Regions from separate parts of the Homo sapiens genome. Here region 1 is linked to region 2. A link is a loop called in an ENCODE intact Hi-C map of the cell type or tissue named here. Cell type or tissue: PC-3. All regions are shown on one strand. Each heading gives the region's core, and the rest is flanking DNA. Links, peaks and the distances in the headings are about the cores only. Region 1 has its middle 12 kb from the start of SLC9A7. Region 2 has its middle 7.8 kb from the start of CHST7.

The links. Hi-C counts contacts between places; a loop is a spot of excess contacts. Peaks named below come from ENCODE experiments on the same cell type or tissue, not always from the same donor. Only the 100,000 strongest peaks of a DNase experiment are listed, where the experiment ranks them.
Region 1: a loop joins it to region 2, with 9 times the contacts of the local background. A loop is called at or near these places in 1 of 110 quality-filtered maps.

Annotation. Positions count from the first base shown.
Region 1 is chrX:46,766,696-46,775,111 of GRCh38, reverse strand. No RefSeq gene overlaps it. Among named protein-coding and RNA genes, the nearest start is that of SLC9A7, 12 kb to the right of the region's middle. In PC-3, for the core only: no CTCF peak of the experiment used is centred there; a DNase peak (open chromatin) is centred at 4,161; H3K4me3 peaks cover 867 bases; H3K27ac peaks cover 3,817 bases.
Region 2 is chrX:46,561,750-46,570,165 of GRCh38, reverse strand. It overlaps the pseudogene MKI67P1. Among named protein-coding and RNA genes, the nearest start is that of CHST7, 7.8 kb to the left of the region's middle. RefSeq lists an enhancer at 7,530-8,059. In PC-3, for the core only: no CTCF peak of the experiment used is centred there; a DNase peak (open chromatin) is centred at 3,125; H3K27ac peaks cover 1,865 bases.

The DNA of each region.
Region 1 (8,416 bases), core at 263-8,262, 200 kb before region 2:
ACTGTGATGGTCTTTCTAAAGCACCACTCAATCACAATACTCCCCCAACATTTTCCCATTGCCTCTATGTAAAACCCAAACTTCTCAGTTGTACTTCATCTTTCACCAAACAGCCACAGGCTATAACAAGTACCTGCGATTTCCTGGGCCTACAGTGTATTCTTTCACCTCCATACTTTTGTGAATGCTCGCTATGTGCTGAATTGTGTTTCTCCAGAATTAGTGTGCTTAAGCCCAACCCCTAGTACCTCAGAATGTGACTATATTTGAAGATAGAGTCTTTGAAGAGGTGACTAAGTTAAAAAGAGGCAATTATAGGGGACACACACACACACACACCCCCCCCCCCCACACACACACACACAGGGATGGCCATGTGAGGACACAGTAAGAAGGTGATCATCTGGCCGGGCGTGGTGGCTCATGCCTGTAATCCCAGCACTTTGAGAGGCTGAAGAGGGTGAATCACTTGAAGTCAGGAGTTCAAGACCAGCCTGGCCAACATGGTGAAACCCCGTCTCTACTAAAAATACAAAAATTAGCCAGGCGTGGTGGTGTGTGCCTGTAATCCCAGCTACTCAGGAGACTAAGGCAGGAGAATCACTTGAACCCGGAGGGCGGAGGTTGCAGTGAGCTGAAATCACGCCACTGCACTCTAGCCTGGGCAATAGAACGAGACTCAGTCTCAAAAAAAAAAAAGGTGATCATCTGCAAGCCAAGGAGAGAGGCCTCAGAAGAAACCAAACCCACCAACACCTTGGTCTTGGACTTCCAACCTGCAGAACTGAGAGAAAATACTGTTATTTAAGCCACCCAGTCTTTGGTATTTGGTTATGGCAGCCTGAGCTGCCATGTTTTCTTTCTACTGGGAAGTCCCTTCAAACTTTAGTACATCCACACTTGCTACTTCCTCACCTCGCTAATTATGACTTGTCCTTCACACTGAACTCACCACCTTGGGGAAGCCTTCTATTATTCTCTTTAGGCTGGTTAAGTGTCCCTGGTCTGTGATTCCTTCCCTGTATTAGAGCACTTATCTAGATGCTTCAGTTTTTTTTATTGTGGTAAGAACACTTAACATGAAATCTGTCCTCTTAACAAAATTTTAAGTGAACAATAAAGTATTGTTAACTATAGGCCCAATGTTGTACAGCAGATCTCTAGAACTTCTTCATCTCACGTAACTGAAACCTTCTCTCTGTTGAATAGCAATTCCCTATTTCTCCCTACCCCCATCTCATGGCAACAGTCATTCTACTGTCTGCTCCTGTGTTTGACTACTTTATATACCTCATACAAATGATGTCTTGCAGTATTTGTCTTGATATGATTGGCTTATTTCACTTAGCACAATGTCCTCAAGTTTCACCCCATGTTGTTGCATATGGCAGGATTTCCTTCTTTTTTAAGGCTGAATAGTATTTCGTTGTGTATATATACCATGTTTTCTTTATCCACTCATCTTTCAATGGATATTTAGGCTGTTTCCATATCTTGGTTATTGTGAATAATGCTGCAGTGAACATGGGAGTGCAGACATCTCTTTGAGATCTTGATTTCAATTCTTTTGAATAAATACCCAGGAGTAGGAATGCTGGATCATATGGTATTTCTATTTTTAATTTTTTGAAGACCCTCCATACTGTTTTCCACAGTGGCTTCACCATTTTATATTCCCCACCAACGGTGTACAAGTTTCCCTTTTCTCCATATTCTCACCACTACTTACCTTTATTTTTTTGGTACTAGCCACCCTAACCAGTGTGAGGTAATATCTCACTATGGTTTTGATTTACATTTCCTTGATGATTAATGATGTTGAGCATCTTTTCATATATGTGTTGGCCATTCGTATGTCTTCTTTGGAAAAAATGTCTATTCAGGTCCTTTGCCCATTTTTCAATAGGGTTATTTGGGCTTTTTTTGCTACTGAGTTGTATAAGTTAATTGTACATTTTGGATATTAACCCCTTATCAGATATATGGTTTTCAAATATTTTCTCCCATTCTATCGGTTGCCTTTTCATTTTGTTTATTGGTTTCTTTGCTGTGTAGATGCTTTCTAGTCTGATATAGTCCCACTTATTTATTTTTGCTTTTGTTGCCTATGCTCTTGGTGTCATATCCAAAAAATTATTGCCAAGACCAATGTCAAGTGGCATCAGTAACTTTAATGGAACAGGTAACAGCCCTGTAGGTAGACTCATTCTTACTTTGGAATGGAATATGTTACTCATGCCCTGAGTTGCATTATCTTTAATAAGTTTTAATAATATCTTTAATAAGAATTGTTTGAGGAAGTTATATTGCTGTATCAGTTACAAGTAAGATTGGCTGCATAGAACAATGCTTTTCTCCCAACAAATAACAAAATAGCATTTTTCTCTCCCATTTCTCTCAGGTAAAGGAAATCTGGAGGTAGGCTGTCCACAAATGGTATGGTATCTTCGGGTTGTCATTGAGCACTCAGTCTCATGTTTTCATCCTACCATACACAGCACACAGCTTTCATTTTCAAGGTCACATCATGATCCAGATTCGCTGGTGGTGCTTCAGCCATCAAGTCTGTTTTGCAGGCTGGAAAGAAGAAAAAAAGGGGAAGGACAAAAGGTCATGCACTGTTAAAGATCCTAGCTGGGAGACCTGCCCAGAGCTTCCACTCACATTTCACTGAATGGATCTTAGTCCATGGCCATACTTTGCTGTAAGGGAGTCTGGGAAATTTAGTGTTTTGTTTTTGTTTTTTAGCTGGACACATTGACTAGGTGTTTTTTTTTTTTTTTTTTTTTTTTTTTTTTTTTTTGAGACGGAGTCTTGCTCTGTCACCCAGGCTGGAGTGAATGGCATAATTTCGGCTCACTGCAACCTCTGCCTCCCAGGTTCAAGTGATTCTCCTGCCTCAGCATCCTGAGTAGCTGGGATTACAGGTGCCTGCCACCACACCCGGCTAATTTTTGTATTTTTAGTAGAGATGGGGTTTCGCCATGTTGGCCAGGCTAGTCTTGAACTCCTGACCTCAGGTGATCCGCCTGCCTTGGCCTCGCAAAGTGCTGGGATTACAGGCGTGACCTACTGCGCCTGGCCTAGGATTTAGTTACTAAAGAAGAAAGGGATAGAAGAAAAGGATATTGGAGGGTGACTAGTTGTCTCTGCCTCAGCCACAGATAAGTGGCTCATATTAAAACTACTACTGCCAAGATGAATTTGTAGGGACTGAAGTATAAATGCTGTACAAAGCTGATTGGCATAAAGCTCGTAATATTTTGTTCAGCAGAAGGGAAGAGAATATTCTTTTTTTTTATTGAGGTTAAATTACATGTAACCCCAAACCAACCACTTTAATGTATACAATTTGGTGGTGTTTAGTACATTCACAATGTTGTACAACAGTCACCTCTATCTAGATCTAAAACATTTTCATTATTCCAAAAGGAAACCTTAAACCTGTTAAATGCTTGCCCTCAATTACCCCTTCCCTCTCACCCCTAGTAACCACCAATCTGTGTTCTGTCTCTATGGATTTGCCTATTCTGGATATTTGATATAAATGGAATCATGTGTCTGGCTTCTTTCACTTGGCATAGTGTTTTTGAGGTTCATCCACATTATAGCGTTCCTTTCTATTGGTGAATATGGGAGGAGAATCCTCTTAGCAGACACAGTACCATCCTCCATGGCACATTCTAAACAAAGGCTCCAGCAAAAATCGGTTGCCTTATAATTGGGTGTAATGCTCCTGATTAGTCTCGTGGAGGTAGAGCTTAGCACTTGCCTACCCACTCCCTTCTTCATAGCTACTGGATCCTTAATTTTCTTTGAAGCATCAGTGTGCCCTGCCAGGCAATGTCTTGCAACTGCACCAAGCCAATTGTGACAAACTGTTCCCCATTTTTCCAGCCTCTCTTGCAGCCAGAGGTGGCCACTTAATCAAGTTCTGGGCAATGAGATCCAAACAGGAGTTGGCTGAGCCTCAGGGAGATAGGGTTGAGGAAGCTTTCACCTTCTTGATAAAAGGAGAGAGGCTGCAGGGCCCTTCCCACTTTTCCCTGCTCTAAACCTATACCTGATGTTTCCAGTTGCAGTATCTCTTTCTCAATCCTAACAGCTTGGCATGTTAGGATTGCATCCTTGAGTCGTGTTACATCCTTGAGTCACTGAGCTGGTGGTTTCCTACTGAGAGAATGCCTGTTATATGAGCAAGATAAAGTCTTACTCACTTCAGTCTTTGGGAGCAGGTTTTCTGCCACTTACAGCAAAAGCATTTCTAATAAACCTTAAGAGTTCCTTTTAAGTGATCAATTTTCCCATACATGGCAGAGGCAAAAGTTTGCAGCTGCCATGGGAAGAGGATGATCAGAAGGGACTCCTAAGGTTACTGTAGCTAACCCTGAATAGGGTCTGAGGTAGCATTTTTCTAACATGGCTACTGAATCCTAAACATACAGTCCATGTGGGTCTGTACAGACATGAAGGCAAGGGTGCCTGGGTCTTCTCCGTGTCTTTCTGCCTCTCTTGCTTTAAGATAAGGATTATCTATTTATGTTTATGGTATTCAACACATCTGCGAAGGTTCCCCAGGGGCTGTTCGACCTTGCCTGTCATCGACTCACAGAGTGGTGCACTGCAGTGGGAGCTTGGATGGAAGCCCAAATCTGGAAGATGCTAAAAGGAGCTAAAAACTGCAATTCCTACATTTTGCTATCTGTAGTGAGACAGGAACAGGCAGATAGAAGGGACAATCCTGAACTGTTAATAAAACCTTTAGGGAGTATCTTGAGTTCATAATAGGCTCTTCTTGATTTTAAAACATCTTGCTAATAAGGGCATTCTCTCCTGCATTTGCTGAAATATTTTCAGATGAATTTAAGATAATTAAAAAGGAATCTGGAGGTTTCCCAAGGTTTTGCTTAAATGACTCACATTTAGAGGAATCTCAATGTGCATAATGAGAAACATAAAACAAAACTATGAGTGCCTAGAAATGACTTTGCTTTTGTTCTAGAGAATCTGAACTAAGATTATATTTTGAAATTGACTTGGGAGGGATATTTGGTTTTTGGAAATAGAATAAAAAATGAACAGCTCTGGTTTGGAGGTAATAAAGCAGCTGACAAAAATAACCCCTTTATATTTAAAAGTAGCTTTTATTTAATTTGAAACATGCTACAGGGTTACTATAGCATTAAATATATTTAAATCTTTAAATATATTTAATTAAAGATATTTAATGAAATATCATTAAACATTAAAGATATTTAATTAAATATCATTAAACATTCAAGATATTTAATTAAATATCATTAAACATTCAAGATATTTAAATCTTTCCAGTTTCCCCGGACTGAATTGAATTTTAACTATACATATTTACCAACATAGATCAACTAAGTGAATGTTGCCAGCTGATATTCCATAGAAACAGAGCAACAAAAGTAAGAAAGAGGCAGAAAATACATTAGAAAAAAAGCAAATAATGACTAAGAGATATGAATTCTAAATAAAGTAGATGACCAAGAATCCACATGGGGTACCTTGACAAAATATAGAATGCACAAAATGACTTCCAATTAAATTGCATTATAAGTATATAGCTAAATTTTTAAAAACATATCCTCTGCTTTATTTATACTTTATAATAAATGTATTTATTTATTTTGTTGAAATAATTTATTCTTTCAACAAATATTTTTGAACATCTGCTATGTACCAGGCATTATGCTCAATGCATTTTTTAAGCTAGAGCTAAACAAATAAAACAACAGCAAAAAATACAACAGAAGACACTCCATCCCTGCCTCCAAAGAGCTTAATATAAAGTGGGTATATCAATAAATAATCTGATAATATGATACAATGTGGGAAATGTCATGTTAAAAGTAAACAGGAGGCCATGTTTACTTTATAGGTGTGGCGGTGGCTCACGCCTGTAATCCCAGCACTTTGGGTGGCCAAGATGGGTGGATCACTTGAGCCCAGGAGCTCGAGACCAGCCTGACCAACATGGCAAGACCCCGTCTCCACTAAAAATACAAAAAGAAAAAAAAATTGGCCAGGCGTGGTGACGCACGCCTGTAGTCCCAGTCACTAGGGAGGTTGAGGCAGGAGAATACCTTGAACCCAGGAGGGGAGGTTGCAGTGAGCCGAGATCGTGCCACTGTACTCCAGCCTGGGTGACAGAAGACTCTGTCTAAAAAAAAAAGAGTAAACATGAGCTATTAGGAGAAAATATAGGAAACATCCCAGATCCAGATGAAGGAGGCTTCTTGGAGTAGGTAGCATCTGAATTGGGCTTTGAACAACTAGCAGCAGCTGCCAGGTCAAAATGATTGGTAAGGCAAGAGGTGGAGCATAGGCACAGCCCAAAGGTGTAAGGTATCTTGATGCATTTAGGGAAGAGTGAGACGGAGGGGAGGTGGCAGGGGGTGAATCACAAATGTATTATTAGTCAGGATAGGCTACTTTACACTGTGGTGACAACCGTGAAGTAAAATAAAAATTATCTCCCAGACTACATGTCACACAGGCTTTTCCACCCTATAATTTACCATCTCAGCGTGAGGCTTTAGGACTCACTGCAGCAGGTGGAGAGAACACATGCATCTGCTCTTAAATACTTTTGCCCAGAAATGACATTCACCACTTCTACTCTCATTTCGTTGGCCAAAGCAAGTCATAAAGTCACCTCAAACGTCAAAGAGGTGAAAAATGCAATCAATGCAATCCATCTGTTTTGCAAGAAGGGAATCAGAAATATTAGGAACCACCAGCAAAGTCTACCATAGGCCCTGTGTACCGCGCTTTGAAATTGTGATTTTATCTTCAAGTGCAGGAACAAATGCAAGCAGAGGCCAAACAAACACAAGGAATTCAGGGTCAGCTTCACAACTGGTTGCCCTCTGACTCTATACTTCAAGTCTCCAAAGGCTGAGTATCAGTCAGCGTCCACAGGAAAACAGGCCACTACATGTTCCCACAGAGGAGGTTAAGATAAGGAATTGGTTACATAGGTAATGCAGAAATGAGATAGCAAAAAGGCAACTGTGAGAGAACCCAGAGATAATAACTACAAGAAGCAGCTACTATCCCTAAACTTGGAAAAACAACAGGGAAGAGGTAGGATTACCAGAACCTGGCGGTACAGAGCAAAGGCCATGCAGAATAGATATGAGGTCCTCTTAGGATGCCTGGTTGCTGCTGCTGAGGTGCTGCCAATGGGAGGCACTTGTGGGAGAGTGGAAGGCAGCCAGAGGGGAGAAGCTTCCTTCCTGGTTCTTTTTTTTTTTTTTTCCTTGAGACTGAGTCTCCCTCTGTCACCAAGGCTGGAGTACAGTGGCGCAACCTTGGCTCACTGCAACCTCTGCCTCCTGAGTTCAAGTGATTCTCCTCCCTCAGCCTCCTGAGTAGCTGAGAATACAGATGCCGCCAACACACCCGGCTAATTTTCCTATTTTTAGTAGAGATGAGGTTTCACCATGTAGGCCAGGCTGGTCTCAAACTCCTGACCTCAAGTGATCCGTTCGCCTCGGCCTCCCAAAGTGTTGGGATTACAGGCGTGAGCCACCACGCCCCGCCAATGCTAGTGTTTATGCCCATATATTTCATAGTATCCTGTGGGTGTGCCTGAATTTAAGGTTTCAGTTTTCCTCATCTGCCACATTTCAGGGTAACTGAACCCAGGACATAGCTCTTGGGGACTTCTTGAGGCCTTAACCACCGTCTTAAACTAATATAAAGTTGTAGCATGTCCAAGGGTAAGCAGAGGATTTGTTAACACATGACAGAGAGAAATTATTTAAGTTAACTTACAGCAATATTTATTTTTCTTGTACAATTATTTGAATTTAACACATGTACAGATTCATACGACCATCACTACAATCAGAATATAGAATGGTTCCATCATCCCCAAACCTCCCTTGTGTTATCCCTTTATAGTTATACGCTTCCCCTCCCACTTAGCCCCAGACACTACTGATCCATTCTCTGTAACTATACTTTTATCATTTCAAGAATGTCATAAAATGGAATAATATAGTGTGCAACCTTTTGAGACTCACTTCCACTCAGCATAATGCCTTTGATATTCATCCAAATTATTAGTATATCAATTGTTCATTCATTTTTATTGCTGAATGGTATTCCATTGTATGAACATACAACAGTTTTTTATTCATTCACCCACTGAAGGACATTTGGGTTGTTTTCAGTTTTTGGCTATTATAAATAAAGCTGCTAATAACATCCATGTAAAAAGCTGGGCGCAGTGACTCACACCTGTAATCCCAGCACTTTGGGAAGCCGAGGCGGGTGGATCACTTGAGGTCGGGAGTTCAAGATCAGCCTGGCCAACATGGTGAAACCCTGTCTCTACTAAAAATACAAAAATTAGCTGGGCATGGTAGCACATGCCTATAAT
Region 2 (8,416 bases), core at 105-8,104:
ACACTTAGAGTAGAAAGGTGCTACACCTTCCTGCCCTAACTGAGCTGACCCACCAAATTGTGAGAAATAATAGATGTAAGTTTTAGGGGTTTGTTTTGTAGCAAAAGCTAGCTGATATAAAGAAGGTGTGAGGGCTTAGACGAAATGTTTTGGAGAAGCAAAAGAAAGAGCAGCAGCACTCTAGTGCCCCCAACCCCACTGAGACATTTTCCTTAGGCTAGGAGGAGTGGGCAAAGGGAGAAGTCTATGGATCCTGCAGCCCAGGGCACCTGAACTCTTTTTCCTGGCAATGTGTCAGGGCAGAGCAGGAGTCAAAGAGAAGTGGCCACATGGTTCAGCTTGACAGAGATGATCAGGGGCACTGTGCCAAACCTTCCTGGGCCCCAGGCATAGCTTGGAAGCAGCAGAAGGGTCAAGTGACAGTGATGGAGACATCTCAGGGCAACTAGGTGAGCCAAAAACCCAATGATTCTAAGACCCCAGATCAAGAGTACATACAACCTTGGGAGTAGAGGAACCCTAGGAATTAATAAGGTCAATCAATGGTCTGTCATCCTAGCAGAAGGAAAACTCAATCAGAATTAAAGTTGTTTTCTATTAAGTGATTTCTATCACATCTAAGTTACTAGATCTGCTATCCATTTTTCACAATAGAGTGGTACAATAGAGTAGGCCCCGGTCCCTCCTATCAATCACCATTTCTCCTCCCTATTCAACTACACCCTCTCAACCAGATTATTTCCACTGATGTGAAAATTAAACAGTTTGATCTCTTTCTCTGTTTCTTCCTCTATCTCTCTCTCTTTAAAGTCCCATTTATTTGCATCCTCCTTTAGCATAGCTGCTGCTAACACATACAGTACCCTTGTGAGAATCAGAAAGTGCCCCCTCCAGACAGATGAATTGCAAGGGGGCTGACCCCATTCAAATAAGTACCCCTTCCTTCAGGCCACAGCCCCAGTCCAAGGTTAACAGCTTGAAGGCAGAACCTGGCCAGATTCTAGCCCGCTGTTGCATCTTTCTGCCAGGTACCCTCACTCTGCCCTTCTCCTACCCTTGTCCTGTTGCCACTGGTTTCTCTACCCACTCCTCACAGCCCAGCTTCTTAGTAGAGCTGTCTATACTAGTTCTCTCTGTGCTCTCATCTCCTACTCATTCTGTGGCAGGCCAGGTCTCCCTAACGGCTGAACAGGCAGGCCTCCCTAACAACTGTTTCAGCACTGAGTGGTTAAGCTAACTATTAAAAGCTAAGAGAGCCAGTGCCCTTATACAAAGGCTGGAAGGTAACAAAAGCACACCAAGAGTTTTGCCTAGGTCTTTCCTGGGCCTTGAAGCGTGACAAGAGAAGGAAGGAGTTCTTAACAGGACCCATTTAAGATTAAACAAGTTTCTCTGGGTGCAGTGGTTCATGCCTGTAATCCCAGCACTTTGGGAGGCCGAGGCAGGCAGATCACTTGAGGTCAGGAGTTCGAGACCAGCTTGGCCAACATGGTGAAAACTCGTCTCTACTAAAAATACAAAAATTAGCCGGGCGTGGCATGCACCTGTAATCCCAGCTACTTGGGAGGCTGAGGCAGGAGAATCACTTGAACCTGGAAGGCGGAGGTTGCAGTGAGCCGAGATTGAGCCACTGCACTCCAGCCTGGGCAATGAGTGAGACTGTGTCTCAAAAAAATAAAATAAAATTTAAAAAGATTAAGCACATGTTATTAGTGGTCTGAAGGAACTCCCCAAACCTCCATGATTTAGCAGGAGATAAGATAAGGGCAATCACCCCAGCACCTGGATCCATTTAGATTAAGTAAATTTACTGAGGCTCCAGAGGAAGGTCTTCAGGACTCAGACCTTAGTTATAGATTAGAAGAAGTTAATCACTTATGTCTTTAGATGAATGCACACTTACACGTAGACATGTAGCTTAGAAGGTATGTAAGCTCTGGAAAACTTTGTAATTTTGAGTTGGTCTGGTGATAATTTCCAGGCCTTCTCCCTGCACCTGGTTACAGAAATAAAAACTCTCTTCTTTCCCAGTTCACCTGCATCTTGTAATTGGGCTGAGAGAATAAGCAGTCCGACCCTCGGCTTGGTCCAGGAACAATTCCTCAGCACACTCCAATCTGAGTTCTGCCCCCATATTGCCACATCATCAGTTCTTTCTAAGCTTATCAATGGCTTCCATGGTTTTTTTTTTTTTTTTGAGTTTAGCTAGGATCACAGATTCACACCACCACTCCCAGCTAACTTTTTTATTTTTAATTTGTGTAGATACGGAGTCTTCCTATGTATTCCAGACTGGTCTCCAATTCCTGGGCTCAAGCAGTCCTCCTATGTTGGCCTCTCAAAGTGCTGGGATAACAAATGTGAGCCACCATGCCTGGTGCCATGTTACTGAATCCAGGACACTTTCATGGCTCACCTTACTTGACCTTTCAATAACATTTTTAACTGACACATTGTAAGTGTACATATGTATCAATAACATTTAACACTGTTGACAGTTCCCACCTTCAAATCATCTCTTCTGCCAACTTCTATGACATCACATGTGAACTGTTCTCCTAGTTCATAGCTACACCTTCAGAGCATAGCATTTGAGAGATTGACCTTTGGAGTCAGGCCACCCAAGTTGATATCCTTTATCCTTTGGAGTGAGGCCACCCAAGTTCATAGGCCAGCTCCACCACTTCAGCTCTATGGCCTTGGGCAAGTAAGTGAACCTCTCTGTGCCTCATTTATCAAACATTAGTTCTAATAGTACCTATCCTCCCCTATCCTGCAGGGTTGTTGTAAGAATTAAATTATATATATATATATATATATATATATATATATATATATATATATGCAGTCATGTGCCACCTGATGTTTTGTCAATGATGAGCTGCATATACAAGGGAGGTCCCATAAGATTCTAATACCTTATTTTTATTGTACCTTTTCTATGATTAGATGATATGTTTAGATGCGCAAATATGATCTCATGTTACAACTGTCTACAGTATTCAGTACAGTAACATGCTGTACATATAGCCTAGGTGTGTAATAGGCTATCCCATCTAGGTTTATGTAAGTACACTTTATGATGTTTGCACAATGATGAAATCGCCTAACAACGCATTCCTTGGAATGCATCCCCATCATTAAACAATGCACAACTGGGTGTGGTGTGTGTGTGTGTGTGTGTGTGTGTGTGTGTGTGTGTATAATCCCAGAACAGTGTATCCCATAGAGTAAGCTTTAAGTCTTATGAGTCGGTACATTGTTGCTGCTGTGGGAAGCTGATTCCCCAGGCCCTCTTCCTTTTCACTTTATGATCTCTTCAATGACTCCAAATTGACATTTCCAGCCCCAGCCTCTCCTTGGGGCTCCACACCTAGAAATCCAGTTGCCCACTTGACATTCCCTCTTGGTTGCCTCAATGGCATATCAATTTTAATATGTGAATGATAAAACTATCTATTCTATTATGCAGTCAGAAACTTAGGAGCCATTCTGGGTATCTCCCTCTTCCTCAGTCCCTCTTCTTCAATCCAATCTATCATCAAGTCAGGTGGGTTTTACCTCCTAAATGTCCTTTCAAATCATTCACTTATCTTCATTGCCATTGCTACTACCCTAGCTCAGAGGACCAACTGTCCCCTAGAGCACTGTAGAAACTGCCTAGCCAGTCTCTGTTTCTATTTTGCCCTCTTTTAATTTTTTTTTTTTTTTTTGAGACTGTGACTCACTCTGTCGCCAAGCATGGAGCGCAGTGGTGTGATCTCAGCTCACTGAAACCTCTGCCTCTCAGGCTCAAGTGATCCTCTCTCCTCAGCCTCCCGAGTAGCTGGGATTACAGGCGCACACCACCACGCCTGGCTACTTTTTTTGTAGAGACAAGATTTCACCATGTGGCCCAGGCTGGTCTTGAACTCCTGGGCTCAAGCGGTCTGCCTGTTTCGACCTTCCAAAGTGCTGAGATTAAAGGCATGAGCCACTGCACCCGGCCTAATTTTTAATCAGTGATAGATTTCGGTCAATGCCATTTCTCTGCTCAGAATCTGTCTTGGCTTCCAATTGGTCTTTGGATAATGATGCAAATCATTAAGGTTTGAAAATTATGTTGTTAGAGGTCTTGAATGCCAGACCTTATCATGGTGTCAAGCACATAGTAGGTGCTCAACAAGCATTTGTTGTCTGATTGACTGCTGGGAAGAAGCACTTTACATTTGAGCTTTGATAGCAAACTACTGATGATTTGTATTGAGGGAGTAAGTAACGTTAGCAGAAATGACTTTCCAAAAATAGTCTTGCTGGGATCCCATAGATTGGGATTGAGAGAGGAAGACCTATTGGGACAGAATGAAAGAGCAGAGAATTTGAAATAGATGGCAGTTGGAAAGAAAAAGATGAATAGAGATTGGGAAGGCAGAATCTGCCTGCTTGGCTGAGAAAAAAATAAGACTAGCATTTTAGACTGAGAAAAAGAAAAAAAGATTTCTTTTGATTCGTTTTTTCTGCTATCCTCTCTCTCTCTCTCTCTCTCTCCTTCTCTCTCTCTCTCTCTGACAGGATCTTGCTCTGTCACCCAGGCTGGAGTGCAGGGGTATGATCATGGCTCACTAAAGCCTCAACCTCCCAGGCTCAAAGGATCTTCTCACCTCAGCCTCCTGAGTAGCTGGGACCACAGCTGTGTGTCACCGGGCCTGGATAATTTTTTAATATTTTGTGGAGATGGGGTCTCACTATGTTGCCCAGGCTGGTCTCAAACTCCTAAGCTTAAGCGATTCTCCTGCCCTGGCCTCTCAAAGCGTGGGGATTACAGGTGTGAGCCACTGCTCCTGGCCAACATGCCTTCTAAGGATTTTCACAGTCTGGCTCTAATCTACCTCTACAATCTCCTTTTCTGTTTTTCATGAGGTTTCCAACATTATAAATAGGGGTGCTAAAATCACATCTTTACTACTTTCAAAACAATGGACCTAGAGACCAGACTTTTTCTTATGTATTCAAATATTTATTCAAAAATATGTATCAAGTGCAATCATGTATCTGGGGTTGTGCTGGGCAGAGGAGGTACACAATGAGCAAAACAGTCCCTGACCCTGTTGTCCCTTCCAGCCTAAGAGAGGAGACCAACTTTAACCAAATCAGTCTCCTAATGTGTGAATAACCCCAAACTGAACCAAGTGCTTGAAGGAGAGGAACGCAGTTCTGTGAGAGTGTATAACATAAAGGTCTGCCCCAGGGCTGGGCGCAGTGGCTCACGCCTGTAATCCCAGCACTTTGGGAGGCCAAGGTGGGTAGATCACTTGAGGTCAGGAGTTCGAGACAAGCCTGGCCAACATGGTGAAACCCTGTCTCTACTAAAAAATACAAATTTTCCAGGTGTGGTGGCGGGCGCCTGTAGTCCCAGATACTCGGGAGGCTGAGGCAGGAGAATTGCTTCAACCTGGGAGGCGGAGGTTGCAGTGAGCCGAGATTGTGCCACCGCACTCCAGACTGGGCAACAGAGCGAGACTCAAAAAAACATCTGCCCACACACACTCTCTCTCTGTCTCTCTCTCTCTGTCTCTCTCTCTCTCACTCTCTCTCTCTCTCTGTCTTCTCTGTGTGTGTGTGTGTGTGTAGTAAAGACTTCCCACAGGGGATGCTTGAGCAGAGATCTGAAGGTGGAGAAGGACCTGACTGAATGAGGTGGAAATGGAACATGATGGGTTCAAGAAACTTAGACCATGTAGCTATTCTTGCATATTTATTTTTTCATATGAACTTTAGTATCAACTTGTTTAGGTCCAGAATAAAAGCTTATTGGTATTCTTACTGAAAGTTGGTAAGTTTATAACATAACATAGGAAGGAGAATTGACATCTTCATGATATTGACTTGACCTATCTGTGAGAGCCACCATTTATGTAAGAGAACATAAACAGAGGTTCCAAGGATCAGGACATGGATATCTTTAGGGGCCATCATTCTTCTCCGCACAAGTACTATTTACAATAATACCAAAGAAGGCCAGGTGCAGCGGCTCACGCCTGTAATCCCAGCACTTTGGGAGGCCAAGGCAGCCGGATCACTTGCGGTCAGGAATTCAAGACCAGCCTGGGCAACATGGTGAAACTCTGTCTCTACTAAAAATACAAAAATTAGCCAGGCATAGTGGCAGGCGCCTGTAATCCCAGCTACTCAGGAGGCTGAGGCACGAGAATTGCTTAAACCCAGGAGGCAGAGGTTTCAGTGAGCTGAGGTCGTGCCACCGCACTCCAGCCTGGGCAACAGAGCAAGATTCAATCTAAAAATAAAATAAAATAAAATAAAACCAGAAAAATGAAATATTTAGGTGTACATTTCACAAATATGTCCTAGATCTATGTGCTGAAAACTACAAAACAATGATGAAGGAAATAAAAGAGAGCTAAATATATGGAGATTTAGAAATGTATGGAGAACTGTGTTCATGGATTGGAAGACTCAATATTGTGAAGATGTCAATACTCTAAAAATTTATCTATAGATTCAACACAATTCCAGTCCAAATCCCAGCAGGATTCTTTATAGATATCAGCATGGTGACTCTAAAATTTACATGGAGAGGCAAAGAAATTAGAATATTCAAAACATTTTTTAAAAATAAGAACAAAATTGGAAGATTCATGCTACTTAATTTTGAGACTTACTATAAAGCCACAGTACTCAAGACAGTGTGGTATTGATGCAAGGATGGATACGTAGGTCAATGTAATAGAATAGAGAGTGCAGAAATTTACCCATACTTTTTACAAAAATTCACTTAAAATTAATCATAGACCTGGCTGGGCCTGGTGGCTCATACCTGTAATCCCAGCACTTTGGGAGGCCAAGGCGAGTGGATTGCTTGAATCCAGGTGTTTGAGACCAGTCTGGGCAACATGGTGAAACTCTGTCTCTACAAAAAATAAAATTAAAAACAAAATTAGCCAGGCATGGTGGCACATGCCTGGGAGCTACTTGGGAGGCTGAGGTGGGAGGATGGCTTGAACCTGGGAGGCAGAGGTTGCAGTCAGCAGCGATCACACCACTGCACTCCAGCCTGGGTGACAGAGCGACACCCTGTTTAAAAAAAAAAAAATCAATCATAGACCTAAATATAAGATGTATAACTTTTAGAAGAAAACACAGAAGAAAGTCTTTGTTTTCTGGTGTTAGGCCAATAATTCTTAGATATGACACCAAAAGCACTATCCATAACAGAAAAATTTGATAAGTTGGACTTCATGAAAATTATGAGCTGTTGCTCTGCAAAAGATGCTAAGAGGATGAAAAAACAATATACTGGGAGAAACTATTTATAAATAACATATCTAACAAAGGACTTGTATCCAGAATATACAAAGAGCTCTCCAAACAATGAGGAAACAAACAATCCAATATAAAAATGGGCAATAAACCGTGGAAGCAAAGGACCAGTAGGTGAAGATAAAGGCATCAGAGCATTTAAGGAATCTGCAAAGCAGACACTGGCTCCAGCAGCAAGTGTAAGTGGCAGCAGGAGATGGCCAAGAGCACCCAGGGAAAAGGCGCAAGCCCTAGAAGACCTGGCTGGCTTCAAAGACCCAGCACCAGGTCATACTGAAGAATCAATGACTCATGACAAAACCACCAAAATACCCTGCAAATCACCACCAGAACTAGTAGACACTGCAACAAGCTCAAAGAAATGGCCCAGGGCTTGTGGCCAGAAAGTAGAAGTGAAAGAAGAGCTATTAGCAGTCGGCAAGCTCACACAAACATCAGGGGAGACCACGCACACCAATAAAGAACCAGAAGGTGAGGGCAAAGGCATGAAAGCATTTAAGCAACCTGCAAAGCAGAAGCTGGACCCAGAAAATGTAACTGGCAGCAGGAGATTGCCAAGAGTGCCCAAGGAAAAGGCCCAACCCCTAGAAGATCTGGCCAGCTTCCAAGAGCTCTCTCAAACACCAGGCCACACTGAGGAACTGGCAAATGGTGCTGATAGCTTTACAAGTGCTCCAAAGCAAGCACCTGACAGTGGAAAACCTCTAAAAATATCCAGAAGAGTTCTTCAGGCCCCTAAAGTAGAACCCGTGGGAGACCTGGTAGGCACCAGAGACTGTAAAATCACAAAGCAAAAGCAACACCTCCCTGCCCCCACTGCCCTTCAAGAGGGGATGTGGAAAAGATGGAAGTGTCACAGGAACCAAGAGGCCGCACTGCATGCCTGCACCAGAGGAAATCATAGAGGAGCTGCCAGCCAGCAAGAAGCAGAGAGGGTTGCTCCCAGGGTGAGAGGCAAATCACCCGAACCCTTGGTCATCATGAAGAGAAGTCTGAGGACTTCTGCAAAAAGAATTGAACCTGCAGAAGATCTGAACAGCAATAACATGAAAACCAACAAAGAGGAATACGAATTACAAGACTCAGTCCCTGAAAATAA